2 separate regions of the Mus musculus genome follow, and region 1 is linked to region 2. The links are chromatin loops, found by intact Hi-C in ENCODE. Cell type or tissue: gastrocnemius. All regions are shown on one strand. Region 1 overlaps Gm46032 (a long non-coding RNA gene). Region 2 overlaps Tmem255b (transmembrane protein 255B).

Evidence for each region. Peaks named below come from ENCODE experiments on the same cell type or tissue, not always from the same donor. Only the 100,000 strongest peaks of a DNase experiment are listed, where the experiment ranks them.
Region 1: it touches region 2 in a loop (6-fold over the local background); 16 of 42 quality-filtered maps call a loop at or near these places.

What each region holds. Positions count from the first base shown.
Region 1 is chr8:13,749,162-13,757,161 of GRCm38, forward strand. The region is part of intron 1 of Gm46032 (a long non-coding RNA gene); the gene reads right to left. Among named protein-coding and RNA genes, the nearest start is that of Cdc16, 4.5 kb to the right of the region's middle. In gastrocnemius, a CTCF peak has its summit at 4,721 (motif pointing left); DNase peaks (open chromatin) are centred at 4,028 and 4,717; H3K4me3 peaks cover 222 bases; H3K27ac peaks cover 102 bases.
Region 2 is chr8:13,451,070-13,459,069 of GRCm38, forward strand. It overlaps Tmem255b (transmembrane protein 255B), which reads left to right. Exons shown (of 9, transcript NM_001143671.1): 4 at 1-46; 5 at 3,092-3,172; 6 at 4,060-4,145; 7 at 4,844-5,003; 8 at 5,882-6,025. Among named protein-coding and RNA genes, the nearest start is that of Tmem255b, 20 kb to the left of the region's middle. In gastrocnemius, a CTCF peak has its summit at 4,434 (motif pointing right); DNase peaks (open chromatin) are centred at 3,598 and 4,440; H3K27ac peaks cover 391 bases.

The DNA.
Region 1 (8,000 bases), 300 kb after region 2:
TGCCCACCTCGTCCGGCAAGGAAAACGCAACGCGGTCAGATTCTTCTCAACAGCTTTATTGCAGGAACGCCTCAATGCTACGGGAACCCCGGGCACCCAGGGAGGACTGCTTATATACACCCCAGCACTGGGGAGGGCTATGTGTCCTCCTGGGATTGGTCAGTCTGCCGGCACCTTAATTTGCATGCACCCGCTCGGGAGGGGTTGGCGCCAAATTCAGGCTAGCGCCTGCGCAGTCGCATTGTTTACAGAGACTGGCGCCATCTTTTAGGTGCCAGCTTCCTACACTCCAGAAGATTTCACCTCATCAGTGCTGGTTCTTAATCACCGCTAATTTCTCACCTCCAGCTAACCAAGATCGTGTATCCCAGCTAAGTGCAAGGTTTTCCATCAGTAGTTCTGGGACCTTGTTAATCACAGAGGATTCTTCAGCCCCAGCTAACCAGAACCACAGAATCTTAATTCAAAATAACAAAATGGCCCCATTGGAACCTTTAAACTCCCCCTTTGAAGCTTGACAAGCCAGGCCTCCATCATCTGCATTGCTCTCAAGAGTCTCATCTTCCAAGCTCCTATAGAACAGCTCACTAAGTTCTCAACACTCGTGCCTTTTCTATCAAATTTCCAAAGCCCATAATCCTCCCCAAAATAACACACTCAAGTCTGTCAAAACAAAACCCCACTCCTGATACCAACTTGCCTTAGGGCTACTATTGCTATGATGAAACACCATGGTCAAAAGCAAGTTGGGGAGGAACGGGTTTATTTAGCTTACACTTCCACATCACTGTTCATTTCTGAAGGAAGTCAGAACAGAAACACAGACAGGGCAGGAACCTGGAGACAGGAGCTGATCCAGAGGCCATGGAGGACTGCTACTTACTGGTTCGTTCCTTATGGCTTACTTAGTCTGATTTCTTTTAGAACCCAAGACCAGGGATGATCTCACCCACAATAAACTGAGCCCTCCCCCATCAATCACTAATTAAGAAAATGCCCTATAGACTTGCCTATAGCCCCATCTTATGCAGGTGTTTGTTTTCTTAATCAAGGTTCAGTACTTACCAGTGACTCCAGCTTGTGTCAAGTTGACATATAACTATGCAGGATAGTCTGTGATGTGTATAATCATTTTGTATAGTATAGTGTCTGTGGGAGTGTCTCTTTAGGATATGGGGGTGCAGAAGTGTATAAAGTATAGTATCTGGGGGTATAGCTGTGGTGTGTATGATCAATGTGCATGGCATAGTATCTAGGGGAAATGTTATTAGTGTGTGTAGTGTGGTATCTGGGAGGGGTGTCTGGATAGCATATGGATTTGTATGATCAGTGTATACAGTGTGGTATCTAAGGAATATCTGTGTGGTCAGTATAGACGATCAATAACTAGTACGATATTTGTGTGTTTTGACTCTGTGGCATATGGTATGTGTGACCTGTGTGTGGTATGGTATTTTGGTAGTGTCTATATGCTGAGTGATGTGTGTGCTCATAGTATGGTTGTTTGTATGTAAGGGTTGTTATGTGGTGGTAGTGGTGGTGGTGGTGGGGTGTGTGTGTATGTGTAATCAGTAGTAGTACAGTCCCTGTGTATGTGGAGGTCTCTCTGGTATGTGATGTGTGAGATTAGTATGTATAGTGTAGTAACTCTGTGTGTGTCTCTTTGGGCTGTGTATGATCAGTGCCTAGTACTGTATCTCTGTAGAGTATATTTATAATGTGTGTTATTAATGGGCTGTACCATCTCTGTGGAGGGAGGAATATTTGTCAGAGCCTTAATCAATCAGGGGGTCACACCATATCTGTGGAGGGGCATCCCTGTGATACATGTGTGTGGTGTGATGTATGTCATGGATCTCTGAGTGAAGGTCTTTGTGGTGTGTGTGACAGCCTGTGTGGCTTGGTGTCTGTGGGGGGCATATATGTTTGTGATGTTTGTGATCAGCATGGGAGCAGGGATTATCTTCACGGATGACCAATGTATGTGGTATAGGGTCTATAGGGGGTATCTTTGTGTTGTGTGGGAATAGTGCATACTGAGTGGTGTCAATAAGAAGTATCTTTGTTATATGTGTGATCAGCAAGTGTTGGGTGGCATCCAGGGGATGTCTTTGTGATCAGAGTGTAGTGTAGTGTGGTGTCTGGGGGTTGTCTTTGTGATATGGTGTGTGTGATCAGCATGTAGTATCTGTGGAGGGGTATCTATGATCATGGGGCAATACTCTACCTGGGGGGACATCTCTGTGGTATGTGTGGTATGGCATATATGTATGGGAGTCTTGGTGGTGTGCATGACCCTTATGTGTGCTGTGGTATTGGTGGGGAATCATCTATATGGTGTGTGTGTGTTGTCTGTGAGGGAGTATATATGTGGTGTGATCTATGAGTGTGGCACAGTATTTATGAGGTGTAGTCTGTTTGATCAGTGGTTCGTACCATATCTGGGGAGAATCAGTGTGTGCATAGTGTCTGTGGAGGCTCTCTGCTGTTGTGACCTGTGTATTGTATAGTGTATTGGAGGGTCTCTGCTATGTGTGAGCAGTGTGTATAGTGTCTGTGGAGGGTCTCTGCTGTGTGTGTGATCTGTGTGTGTATAGTGTCTGTGGGAAGGTCTGTATGTTCCCATACATTTATTCCCATATATTTATTTCTTACCATCGTTAGCACTGGTTTCTATCCATCTATAATCTCTTGGCATAAAACATCCAGTGCTCTAAACATCCTAATTTCCCAGAGTCAATCATTTGTTTCGTGCATTGACTCATCACTGCAGGGAACTTCTCAGTGTGGGCCTAAGAACTTGACCTCGGGCTGGTGAGATGGCTCAGTGGGTAAGAGCACCTGACTGCTCTTCCGAAGGTCCAGAGTTCAAATCCCAGCAACCACATGGTGGCTCACAACCATCCGCAACAAGATCTGACTCCCTCTTCTGGAGTGTCTGAAGACAGCTACAGTGTACTTACATATATTAATAAAATAAATCTTTAAAAAAAAAAAAGAACTTGACCTCACTCTCTCTGTCCCAGCCAAGTCTTCTTTTCTTCTGTCCTCAGGATGCACTGGGTGTTTGGCCACTCCCTCCTTTGACCGACACAAATAACCCTTCAGTTTTTCATTTCTCTTGTTCCTCTCTTACTAACACACACACACATACACACACAATTTCCTATCTATGTCACATGGCTCATAAGCCAGCCCTCTGAAAAGCTTCCATGTTTTTTATTCTGTGTGGCTGTGGATTTTGTGGCTCTTCTGTCACCCCCCTGGAGAGGAGCAGAGTGTAAGACTAAAACCTGCAGGAGAAAGGATGGGTAAGAACACCTTATGTCACAAAGTGCTTTCCTGAATTTGGCATCAGAATCAAGACTATTGACGCCAAGCTGGTAACAAAGCACACATCTGCTTGCCTAGGCTTGGTGTCACTCTGTTCATTTGCTTTGAGTAACAAGGTAAACAAACAAAAAGATAAAAGCAAGACCAAAGAAAACTAACAAAAATGTATTTCTGCTTGCTTTTGCACTGAGACGACCTCAGGGATAGTCAACCGAACTGGCTGTCTTCATAACGTGTTCTGAGAGCATGTATATAGCAATCTTCATGGCCTACCGATAGCATAAAAGGAACCTTTTGCAGCAAGGAAGGCACTGTGTATGATAGATGGTATATCTAGACAGCGTGCCTTGCTCAGGCACTGTTGCAGTTCCATTGGCATGCAGTATCAGAATGGCAGAAGAATGAAGAGATTGGTAAACTCCCAGGGCTCCCGTAGCCCAACAGAATTTCTCCTGTATAGACAGCTGCAGTCACCCCACCAGGTCATTGTCCCTAAGAAGCATGGAGACAAAAGGAAGCTGCCTGCTAACACACAAGGCTCAGGCTGACATTCCTGTGTTGTTAGCTATAATGTCCTATTGGTAGAGATTTTACTACAGTCAGGAACCCGTGGTCTGCTGTCAACAGTGTTCCAGGAGAACATGAAGTCGAGCTGAGGGTAGCCCCCTCGTTCAAAGGCTTGCAGACTAGGCTGGTGCCCCCCCCCAGGATGGCAGGAACGCCTAACAGAATGGAACTTGGGAAGGAACTGGGATGGCATTCTTGTGTGGGTGTTGTTACTATTTGGAGAACTTTAAAACTTTTGATATGGGGCCAAGTGTGGAGACAAACACTTTTAATCCCAGCAGAAGCAGGTGATTCTGAGGCCAGTCTGGTCTATATAGTGAGTTCCAGAATAGCCAAGGTAATGTAGCGATTTTATAATGAAATATTCAGAAGTTTAGTTGTATCTAATCTAGTCAAATGTTACAATGGTCTCAATGAACTGGTGGCCACTATGGAGATCAGGAAAAGAAAAGATAAACTAAGTAATTAAGTGCTTCCAAGATGTGATTTCACTTGACTTGTGTTTGCCATAAAGCTTTTAATAAGTGAGGACAACTGGAAGGCCTGGCTGGACAGAATAAAACACTCAAGTAATGAATTTCAAGCATACCTAGGAAATGTCAACATGATTCTCTTATTAAGGGATTATATTTCAAGCTAAATTCACTATTTAGGCCTTTTTTTTAAAGGCTTTAAAAAAAACTATTGGGGGCTGGAGAGATGGCACCACAGTTGAGAGCACAAAACTGTTCTTTTAGAAGACAGGCTGCAACTTCAGCACTCACAGGGTGGCTGGCAACCATCTTTAACTCTAGTTTCAAGGGATTTGGTGCCCTCTACTGGACTCTGTAGGCACTGCATGCACATGTTGGCATAGCCGTGCGAAAGCCAAACACCCATGTACATAAAAATAAAATAATAAGAAAACAACTCTGGCAGACAGAAAATGTTAGATATCTTTGGGTTTTTGTTTTTGTTTTTGTTTTGTTTTGTTTTGTTTTGTTTTGTTTTGTTTTGTTTTGTTTTGTTTTGAGACATGGTTTCTTTCTGTACCCCTGGCTGCCCTGGAACTCACTCTGTAGACCAGGCTGACCTTGAACTCAGAAATCCGCCTGTCTCTGCCTCCCAAATGCTGGGATTAAAGGTGTGTGCCACCACTGCCCAGCTTAGATATCTTTGTAATCTTATTGGTTACTTATATCAAATACTCTGCAGCTCAGGCATGGCTGGGGGTCACCACAACACAAGGAACTGGATTTAAGGGTCGCAGATTAGGGAGAAAACCATTTCACTTGGCAGTTAACAACCATTTGTAATTAGCTTCGGAGGATCCAATATCCTTCTGGTCTCTGTGATTACTGCACACACAGTGCACAAACATATATGAAGTCAAAAGCACCCATACATGTAAAATAAAAATACATGACTCTTAAACACAAACAAACAAAAAACTAACAACAACATAGAGCCCCTGAAACTTCAGTTCACAACCTGACACAGTTCATAGTCACTCGGGAAGAAGGAAATGCCTAGATCGGATTGACCTGTTCACAAGCCTGGGGAGGGGCATTTTCTTGACTGATGATTGATGTGAGAGGACTCATCTCACCGAGGGCTGTGCTAGCACTGGGCGGGTGCTGCTGGATCCTGTAAGAAAGCAGGATGAGCGAGCCAGCAAGCGGCATCCTTCCATGGCCGTGGTATCAGTTCTCGCCCCGACTCCCTTCACGAGGGACCGTGATCAGGACGTATAAAATGCAAGAAACCCTTTTCTCACCAAGTGGCTTTTGGTCATGATGTTTTATCACAGCAATGGAAGCCCTAACTGAGACATCTCATCAGATTGTTTTGGGTCATGGTGTTTACCACAGCATCAGAAAAGCAAACGAGGGCAGTGCCCAAACATTTTTGGCATTTCTGGCCTCTGGCCAAAACAAACGAGGGCACTTTTGCCTTCCAATCAAGGACCACAGTGTAACTGGTGGTTTTTGAAGTTCCTGCCCTAAAGCGGCCTGATCAGTTTCTATCCCCTTGTTCTTGCCATTACCACTGAAAGGAAAAGAGAAGTTATATTTCCAGCTTGGGGAGCTCATCTTCTTCTTCCTGGAGAAAGTGGTCACTATGGATTTAGACTTTCCAGTGAAAGAAGAGGGAGGAGGTTGGAGAGAAGAGAGGTAAGAAAAGAGACTTATTAGAAGATAGAAATCAGTTCACACCGTGATGGATGCTGCAAGGTCCTGGAGACCCAGGACAACCATGGTAGTTAATCTTGATGTCAACTGGTCTGAACTTAGAATCATCATAGAAACAGATCTCTTCATATGTCTGTGAAAATATTCCCAGAAAGACTTAACTGAAGAGGGAAGACTCATCCTGAATGTGGGTGGAGCCATACTGTATACTGGAGTCTCAGACTGAATCAACAAGGAAAGTACTAGAACTGAGCACTGGCAGTCATTTATCCCTCTGCTTCCTGGCTGCAGACATAAAGTGACAGGCTCCCTCACACCCTAGCCACCATGCCTTCCCTGCCATGACAATGTCCTATCAAAGTGTAAGCTAAAGTATACCATTTCCCCCTTACATTGCTTCTTATCAGGTGATAAAGTGATTAGTGCAAAAGCTAGCGATAATAAGTTCCAGCCAGAGCACAGGCTAGAGCCACAGCAAGGAGACACTGACATCCCGTGCCCAATGGCCAGGTAGAGACTGAGGTTTATCCCAGTTAGTCTTTAACAGGTTGGATGTAGAGGCACATCCATACTGGGAAGGGCCTCTGCTTTACTCTGCTGGTTCAAAATCAATCACATCCAGATACTCCTTCCCAAATAAACTTAAGAGTATTGCTGTGCCAGAGCAATTAAGAGCACGCAGTGGTCCAGTCCTTGAGTATCACAGCCCCTCAGGCAAGAGATAAAGGGATTGCATCATAGCTCAACCTACTCTGATGGATACAACAAGAAACATTCAGGTGTTGTTGACACTGGGCCACAAAGTTTATCCTAGAGAACTGCACAGTTGAGTTACACACAAAACAAACCACATACGAACCTCATAGTGTTTTAAGGAAGTTTATACTATTCCCTTGGGCCACATTTATAGCTCTCCTCTGTCACATGGGACCTACCGCCACAGACTGGAGAACTCTATAAAACATCGCAAAGAACAAGGTGGCTTCCGATGAAGAAAAGCATTTAAAGTATCCTCGTGAGCCAAGCACGTCTCAGAATGAAATATTGTACCTCTCAGCTTGCTTGTAGAAGAGGAGATATATTTGTAATTACACACACAGACAAAGTACAGAAAGGATGCAGAGGAGGATATGCTAGGTAGGATATGTTAGGTAGGATATGCTAGGTAGGATATGTTGTAGTCGCTACATCTGGGAAGACAAAGGAAAAGAGGAACTCCATAGTGTTGTTGTAGGCTTTACAGAGAGATCATGGGAAACTCAAGACAATTCAGGAAAATTCACTGCAGACAGGAGAGGCAGATGGGGCTCCTTAATATTCTGCAAGCATACACTTGTGCTTCGTACTGTCGTAAAGAAACCTGCAATGCATTCTGCAAATAGCTCAACACATACACACTGCTAATCGTTTGTTTGTCCCAAGTGTCTCTCCAGGAACAATGAAGGTCTCGGCAGCCTGGGACGGTGCAAACCCAGCTGCACAGAGCAATAACAGGAAGAAGTGCAGGAGACATACGGAGACACAAACCAGTATAATCTCAGGAGTAAGGCTGACCCTTGACCAGAGGCAGTATTAAACTTTGGAATAATTGCCTTTGTTTGCTCTTTATAAGGTTTTCTTGGCTGGAGATGAGATAAAAAGACGGGGTGTTAGAATGTTAATCCGCTTCTTTCTCAGATAACTAGCTCTCTGAATAACATCTGACTTAAAGATTAAATTCCTGTCTTTGATGTTTACCATCTGTGGTGACAGCACAAATTTCCTTTATAAAACAATTCTATTCGTAAAATGAATGAAAACAGCCGTAAATATGGTCAACTATGCCTTACCACACACCCGCTTCAAGTCAATAAGTACGGTTGGATCACTACCTACAAATGGAGAAGACAGGAAAAGTGTGTGTGTCCTTAAAATATTACCCTGTCATAC
Region 2 (8,000 bases):
GTTCTGCTGTGCCATAGTCGACAGCGTGTTCGCAGCGCGGCACATTGTGAGTACTGCCTTTGAATGGCCCACAGTCTGTCCCTAGTGCTCCGTGTCCATGTGAAAAACATCTCAGTCACACAGCTGGGCTCTGACATCTTCACACAGGCTCCAGGTGAGCTGCCATTGCTGTCCTCTTGTTGAGTCTGGCCCCAGCAACCCGAATCCTCTGCCTCCCACCGGCCACACATGCACGGCAAGCACACGTACCACACACAGAAGACACAAATACAACCATACACAGCAGATACACCCACCTTACACAGCAGGCACAAACACACAAGACACACACAGCAGACACACACATACCATAAACAGCAGATAGAAACATACACAGCCACACACAGTAAGTACAAACATATCACACTTAGCAGGCACAACAACACACACCATACACAACAGACACAAACACATAGCAGCTAGAAACATACATATCACATAACCGATGCAAGCATCCTTTATCATTTTAGTACCCACCCTCACCCCAGCACTAGGGAACCCTTGTTCCCGCTCCACAGTTCCAGAGCTCTGTGTCCAGGGGCTGTCCTCAGCCTCTCTTCACACTTAACACACCATGAAATCTCAGACTCTGCTCTTGTGTATGTGCACAGTTTCATGGTCTCTCTTCAAAGATTGTTACTTAATGTGGGGCTACTTATATAAAAAATAGAAACCTCCTTATCTATAAAAGGACTTTAAGAGGATATAGACAGTCCTACTAGTGAGGTAGTTATGAAAAGGAGGAGGAGGAGGAGACGAAGATGACACTGCTCGTGTTTGCATTTCATTGGTAGCCAATCTGAACTTTGCCCCCACAGTGAACAGTCATGCTTACTCACCTGTTTAACTGCTGCAGGGTCAGGCAGGCCCCCTGGTGCCACAGACAAATGATGAAACAGCCAGGGTTCTGGCCTAGGGAAGGAGATGGAAACAATTCAGAAACAAGTACATCCAGGGTGTCACGTGACAGACTATGCTGTGACACGTGCTGTGACGTGATATGGCATGATATAAAAGGCCCAGTAGAACATGTGTGCACTGTGATACAGTGGCTGGAAGAGAATACATGCACAGTGATGTCAGAGGACGTGATGTGATATGACATGTTGTGATGTGTAGTGGGACAAATGTACAATGTGATCTGAATGATATGTACTATGCTATGGTGTGGTGTGGTGTGATGTCCCGTGACACAGGAGATGAATGTAGCATGCTATGGCATGGTGTGCTCATGAGGCATGAGGAACACTATTATAACATAGTGGAGTGACTTTATATGCACCATTATAACCTGGTGGGAATTCTTTGCATGTGTATTTGCATGTATGAACACAGTGTATGAGTGAGTGTACAAGCATGTGTAGCTCCCCCAGTACCTACAGCTGGGTGTTTAGGCATCTGGCCATCTGCATATAGACTATAGTGCTCCCCAAGGTATGTACCAACCTTGCCTTGAGATTCTGTCCCTGGGTAGTGTATAACCTTGCAGCTCTTCAGCACTTGGCTGAGAGAAGTCACCTTCTAAAAACTTCTGACTCCAGGCACATATTCACCTGTCTGCAGCCACAGGTGTGAGAGGACATCACTCATCCTTTCTGGCTTCATTGATGAGAAGAGCCTAGGAGACCGATCTGTCTTTATCCATCTGAGTATGCCCATCTATCAATGCCCACCACTTATACCCATCCCTGTGCACCTGCTTATGCAGCTTGATGGGTCAGTCTTGGGCCTCTGAAGAGTGACCAGTGTCATTGAGAGTTGGTACCATGCAGATGCACACCAAGCTGCCATCCTGCAGGAGGATGGTGTGAAGACTCCCACTTCACACCATCATCTCTCCCTGAAAAGTCCCCTGGGGGAAAGATCCGTGTCTTGCCATTTTGTGATGGAGGCCAAGTAATTCTGGCATCCCTGAAGCATCCTCAGAGTGTGTGAGCCAGCTCTCAGCTCCACTATAGCCTCCTGCTCTGTGCCGCTATCCCACCTGTTCCCGTCATGTACTACCTGGGGCCAGCGCCTCCCACTGACCCATCCACGCCAAGCCTGGCACACAGGTGCTGTGCTCTATGCTGTCTGGTTCTCATGCCTGTCTTTGCTGCCAGCATTACTGGTGGTTTCTAGACTCCTCTTAGGTCAGAAGTAGTGCTTTGAGAAATGTCACTGATGCATAGTAAAGACCCCAAAGGTGCATTTACAGATTGTATGGCTTTATGACACTCTACAAGTCCCAGAACCCGCTGTCTCTCTGCTGCCTTAGCAACTGCCTGCTCATTAATCTGCCCTCTTCACTCACCTACAGCTCTGGCTTACCTTGGCTTCCTCATGGTTCAACACTAGTCAGTTCCATGACTGTTGGAAACACAGGGGTGGGAACATGGTGAGATAAGACATTGATGAGCTTATGTCAAGTGGTGGCGCATGGCAGATGGAAGGATGCAGGGATGATTGGATGGCTGGATGCATAAGTGATTGAGTGACCAGATGCAGAGGTGATTGGTGAATGACCGGATGCATAGGTGATTGAGTGATTGGATGCATAGGTGAGTTGAGTAACTAGATGCATAGGTGATTGGTGACTGGATGCATGGCTGATTGAATGGCTGGATGCATAGGTGTTTGAGTGATCAGATACATAGGTGATTGAATGGCTAGATGCATGGATGATGGATGATGATGCATAGATGACTGAGTGATTGGATGAATACATGGGTACTTAGGATGGATGAATGAATCAGTCCAAATCTTCCTTGTCCCTTCCTAGAAAGAGAAATTCGCTTTACTTTTAGAAAGACAGAAGCCTGGTGCCCCTGGCGAGGTGTAGAACACCCCTTGGCCCATTCATCACCAAGCCCTTGTCCTTGTGCCCATGTCTGCCCAGCAGACAGGTGGAGGGTGTCTGTAATCCTTTCCCCTGTGGACTCCACACACAATTGCTATGGCAAGCAGTAACTCGTGTGGCCTCAGTTCTGCCCCAGTCCATGGAAGGCAAGTCTGAAATGGCCATTCCTGGTTGGGGATGACCAGTCTGACCGATCTACATTTATTTCTTTAGGAGCCAAGGCCTCTCAGTGCGGGAAGATGCCAGTTTTACTCCAGTGGGGCTGGGTACTTGTATGACGTCTATCAGACAGAGGTGAGCATGCCTTGCGCATCCCCCTTCTGTGTCTAGTTAAAATGGCTGTATTAATTCACACAGACCTTCTGCTGTATGCATATGAAGGCATTGAGAGCCAGGAGCTGACCTTGAGAGTTCAATGCTTGGGGTTCTCTCTGGGATCACAGCTGCATGCCTTCCTCTTTGACACAGTGTTAGCACAGTGTTACGATTCATCTCCCCAGCCCTTCTTGGCTAATTAGCATTCCCATTAGCATTTTCACTAACTTAATCACTGCCATGAAACACTGGGGTAACACATGTGCAGTGTTCAAGGGATTCTCTGGCTCTCTGGGCCGGGGCAGCTGAAGTATGACCTCACTCTTGAGTGAGATGCCAGGAAGAGCAAGCACACACACAGCAGCTGACCCGTGAGACCGGCCCAGGTGGGCACTGGCAGTGTGGTTCAGTGGGCAGATGCTCTGCACCAGTGCTGTGGAGATTTGTTGGCTCAGCTGAACAAGGCTGCTCACACCAACTGCCCAGGCCAGGGCGAGGCAGGAATCAGGAAGGCAAATGGGTCACAGATTCTCTTATCGATATGTTCTGGGGTCTTCAGACTGGCAGAAGGGCTGGGCAGTCCAGAAAAGAGCTGTTGTATATTGTGGGGGATGGGGTGAGATTCTGCCAGCCCTGCCCTGCTCAGTTCTGCTCTGCTCTGCCTAGTCCTGTCCAGTCTCATGTTGTCCTGCCCTGCCTAGTCTTGCTCTGCCTCACCCACCCAGTCCCACCCTGTCCCACCCTATCACGGGTCAGTGAAGGTCCTGGCAATGAAGCTCTGCTCCTGGGCAGGAGAAGGTCTTGGACACAGGCTGCCGATTGCCTGTGTAGGATAAGGTATGAGCCTGGCTGTCACTCTACCCCAGGTCACCTGCTACTCTTTGAATGGTCGATGCCAGTTGAAGGTGAGGAGCAACACGTGCTACTGCTGCGACCTCTACGCCTGTGGGAGGTAAGGCTGCATTAGGAGTCTGTGTACACACACATGTAAACATGCCCAACATGTAAACACACACATGCATGTGCATGAGCACAAGAAAGACCCTGCACAGGACATCTGTCTGTGAGCTAGAGGGGCCCCATTTCTTCCTTCCTGTACCCACTTGCATTTCCTGCTTCTTCCCTCTGGATCTTGTTTCAGCATCACAATGATGGGTGGGTCCTCGGAGTGGTTGGGTTTCCATCCAAGGGTGCCCAGTGTATGGAAGTACCTGAAGGTCCAGGGAGGACCACAGTTGGCCACCAGGTGGCAGCCAGCACATTCCAGCTGTGGGCTATTCCTCTCAGAGCAGAGAACCACCTACAGCTTGGGATACACGTGGAGAACTGAAAACACAAAAAATGCTTGGTTACTATTCTGGCATGGAGGGTAACTCAGCCACTGTCCCAGTTGGCCATTAGAGGCCCAGAGCTAGTAATTTGGGACATCCTGTGCCCATCTGATGCCTCACTGTGAGGTCTGGTGGAGCTTCCCTGGCCAGTCCATAGAGAAGCAGAGGTCTCTAACTTGTCTAACTGACATTTTCACCTGTGTAAGAGGAGACCAGCACTATTAGAGCCAGTGGCCTCGGGTACTGGGAACCCCAGGGTTTGTCCTGTCACCTGGCCATGGTCTAGCAATGAGGGCAGTAACTATTCTCCCTCCTACAGCACTGAGCCCTCGCCTGCCTACTATGAGTTTGTGGGCGTGCGTAGCTGCCAGGACGTGGTCCACCTGTACCGGCTGCTCTGGGTATCCACAGTGCTGAACGTATTGGGCCTGTGCCTGGGCATTGTCACAGCTGCAGTCCTAGGGGCCTTCAAGGACATGGTGAGTGATGGCTTCTGTGTGTTTCCAGCCGGTCAGCCCTAGCCCAGAGTTCAGGGCCTTCCCCTTCAGGAGAGCCCAGTGGTTCCCTCAATGAAGGAGGATCCAAACTCCCAAGTCACCTGCACGTCAGGTGGCAACTAGGACCACCAATCACTGGTTCTGGATACAGCACCTGACAACCCGCTGGGTGAATCTTCTCCCACCCACTTAGGCAGGAAGACCTTGTTGCCATCTAAGAGAAAAATGTCACTCTGTCACTGTGGGGTTCATGGCTGCCTGGTTGGGGTGGTTCTGAGTAGGGCTTGGACCCCATTTTAACAAGCTGAATGAGAAACCCGAAATCTACCCCTACCTCCTTCTCTCTGAGCCAGCCCTATTGGATCTGCCCTTGAGCCCTAGCCTTACATCACTGGTAGAGCCTCCCCTTTGTCCTCTCAGGGCCCATGGGAAACCCTTTAGGGTTCCTTCCAAGTCCACAGGGCTGTAAACCACTGCCTGGGCCATTCTTGTTTTGCTTGTCCTGTGGTCCCAGGGGCATTGGCCCTTGGTTGCTCTGTTCACTACCACCCTAGAACCACTGCTCAACTCTTCCTTCTCAGGTTTCTTGTTGCTAGGGGATGTCTTGGCACCTCCCGAATTCCCTCAGTCTGGTCCCTGGGCTCTATCAGGCTGCCTCTTCAGGTGGCAGCTCCAGGTGGTGACTCCAGTCTAGAGCCCATGTGCAGAGGATGCTGGGCCTTTCTGTGAGGTCATGAAGAGAAGACAGGCCTACTCTTCGTGGCTTGGGTCAGGGTTCCTCAGGAGGCCAGGTGCAGGGCTGAATACTCCCTCGAGTGGCTGTGAGGGTTAGGTGGTCATGCCCCTGTCTCTCTCCACAGGTCCCTCTGTCTCAGCTGGCCTATGGCCCGTCACCGCCACCTCAGATTCTCTATAACCCTGCACAGCAGATTCTCGCCTACACCGGCCTGTGTCCTCCGTCTATGGGTGTGCCAACCTGTTCCTCCTACCCTCTGCCGCTACAGGTAGGTGTGCTGTGACGTTGGTGTTGTTTCTGTGGGCTTCCAGGTAGGCAGGGTAGGGCTGCAGGTAGAGATGGGTGGACTTTGATATAGTTAGTAATGGGGAAGGAAGGGGACCCTTACGGGCTGGGTCACGCCATTTTCGAGGCTCATTGCTGTTCACGGCTCATGAGAGAGTTATTTCAGAAGCTGATTACTTTAGCTATCATACTGGTACGGGGGACTTAAGACGCCAACAGATGCCTGGGTTCTGAATACTTGTACACCAGTGAGTGTTCTACATGGAGCCAGGTACTTGCCAACAAAGGTGTCGATCCCATAGGGCTCATGTGCCCAGTGCTGCGGGCCCTGCGAACCTCAGGGGAGGTGGTCTGCGAGATCCTGTTTGAATAGGGCTTTGCCTCTCCTATTCCCATTCTTGGCTTTGGCTTGTTCATGTCCCGTGAAGCTCTGCTGGCCGTGGGTAAGATGGCCCCAGTTGTCCAGTGTACTGTACTGACTTGGACCTGCCATTGTGGACTTGTGGGGTTTGAGAGCCTCCTGGCTTGTGTTTTAGTTAGCTATGTCCTGTCGAGACCCCTCGTCGTGACAAATGCATCATCTGTAACTGCTGCCCAGTGTCTCCTGTGGGGAGACTGAGATCCCAGGTCTAGACAGACCTTTCTAAGTGGAGCGATGCCTGCTCATCTGCCTGGCGGGCCTGCAGCCTGGCTGGTAGGTGGCTTGTCTTACAGCACCAGCAGAGGCAGTCATGAGATGCCCAGAGCTGTGCTGAGTAAATGTTGAATTGAGTCTCTTTGACCTGTGGGCCTGCTGTATGGGATGAAATCATTTATTTTGAAGTCACAGGTCCTCAGGTATGTCCCCCAGGAGACCTCTGTCTAATGAGCCATACTGACACGAAGTACAAGGCCTTGCCAAGCAAAATGACACTTTGGGGAGGACATGAATGTCTACCTCTGACCATCTCGGATAGAAAGAGCTGCCAGAGTCCTAGGACTGACCCAACATTGTGACCATGTGTGAGCAGCACTTGGGAGTCTTGTGACCATCGGGGGTCCACATTTGTGAAGTGGGGACTGACAGCATACAGAGCTGGAAGAAGGCGTGGGAACCCCCAGTGTCTGGGACCTTAAAGTGTAGTTTCTGTTTTCCAGGGATCACTGGTGCTCCAGACTCAGAGAGGTCACTGTATTGCTGTCTCACCCCACCCCTTTTCTCTGTACCTCAGTTTCCTCTGGTTGCCTAGAGACGAAGCTGGGGCTGGAACTGCTGAACTGCTTGGGTCCTTTAGGCTCTGGAGAAGGGCTGCTACAGTGGGTCATTGCAATGTTGGGGAACGGGTCTGGTTTCTCAGTGTGACATCCCCAGGTGGTGCTAGTGGGGCTTCCCAAAAGGGAACTGGACCTTCATCTGCTGGAGCCACAGGGACCCCCTAATCAGGGGACATAAGGCCTTTTGGGATAAAGTCTGGCTTGGAACTGACTCTCTCCTCTCTGGAACACTGGAGGCAGCTATGTCTAGGGTCAGGGAAGGAGATGGTCCTGGTGGTGACTCCAAGGGCAGGTGGCACCAGCAGAAGCAGCTGCAGCTCCAAGGCCTCTGCCTTTTGATGGAACTTCTGTTTTGGCTTTGAGAGGATCTCCCTGGTCTCCACCTCAGGAAGGATGCTCTCACCTCGGGCTGCAGCTCGTCCTGAAACCCTGCTCTGTTCTCCTGGCTTTTTGTCAAATCCACATGCAAGACTGTTAGTTGCTACTCTTGGTAGCCCTGATAGGGTTCCCTTAGCTGCTCTGCCTGCCTTTGGACACAGAGACCCACGAAGTCCCATAGATGCCATGAACACAATTCCAGAGCACAGCCGGTGCAGGCAGAATGAATACCTGATGCTCCACAGGGGATGATGAACAATGCAGAAGGTGTGGTTCCATTTCCTCCTGCCTGGAGTCTGTCCTGGTGCCCTCCTGCCTCTCAGTCT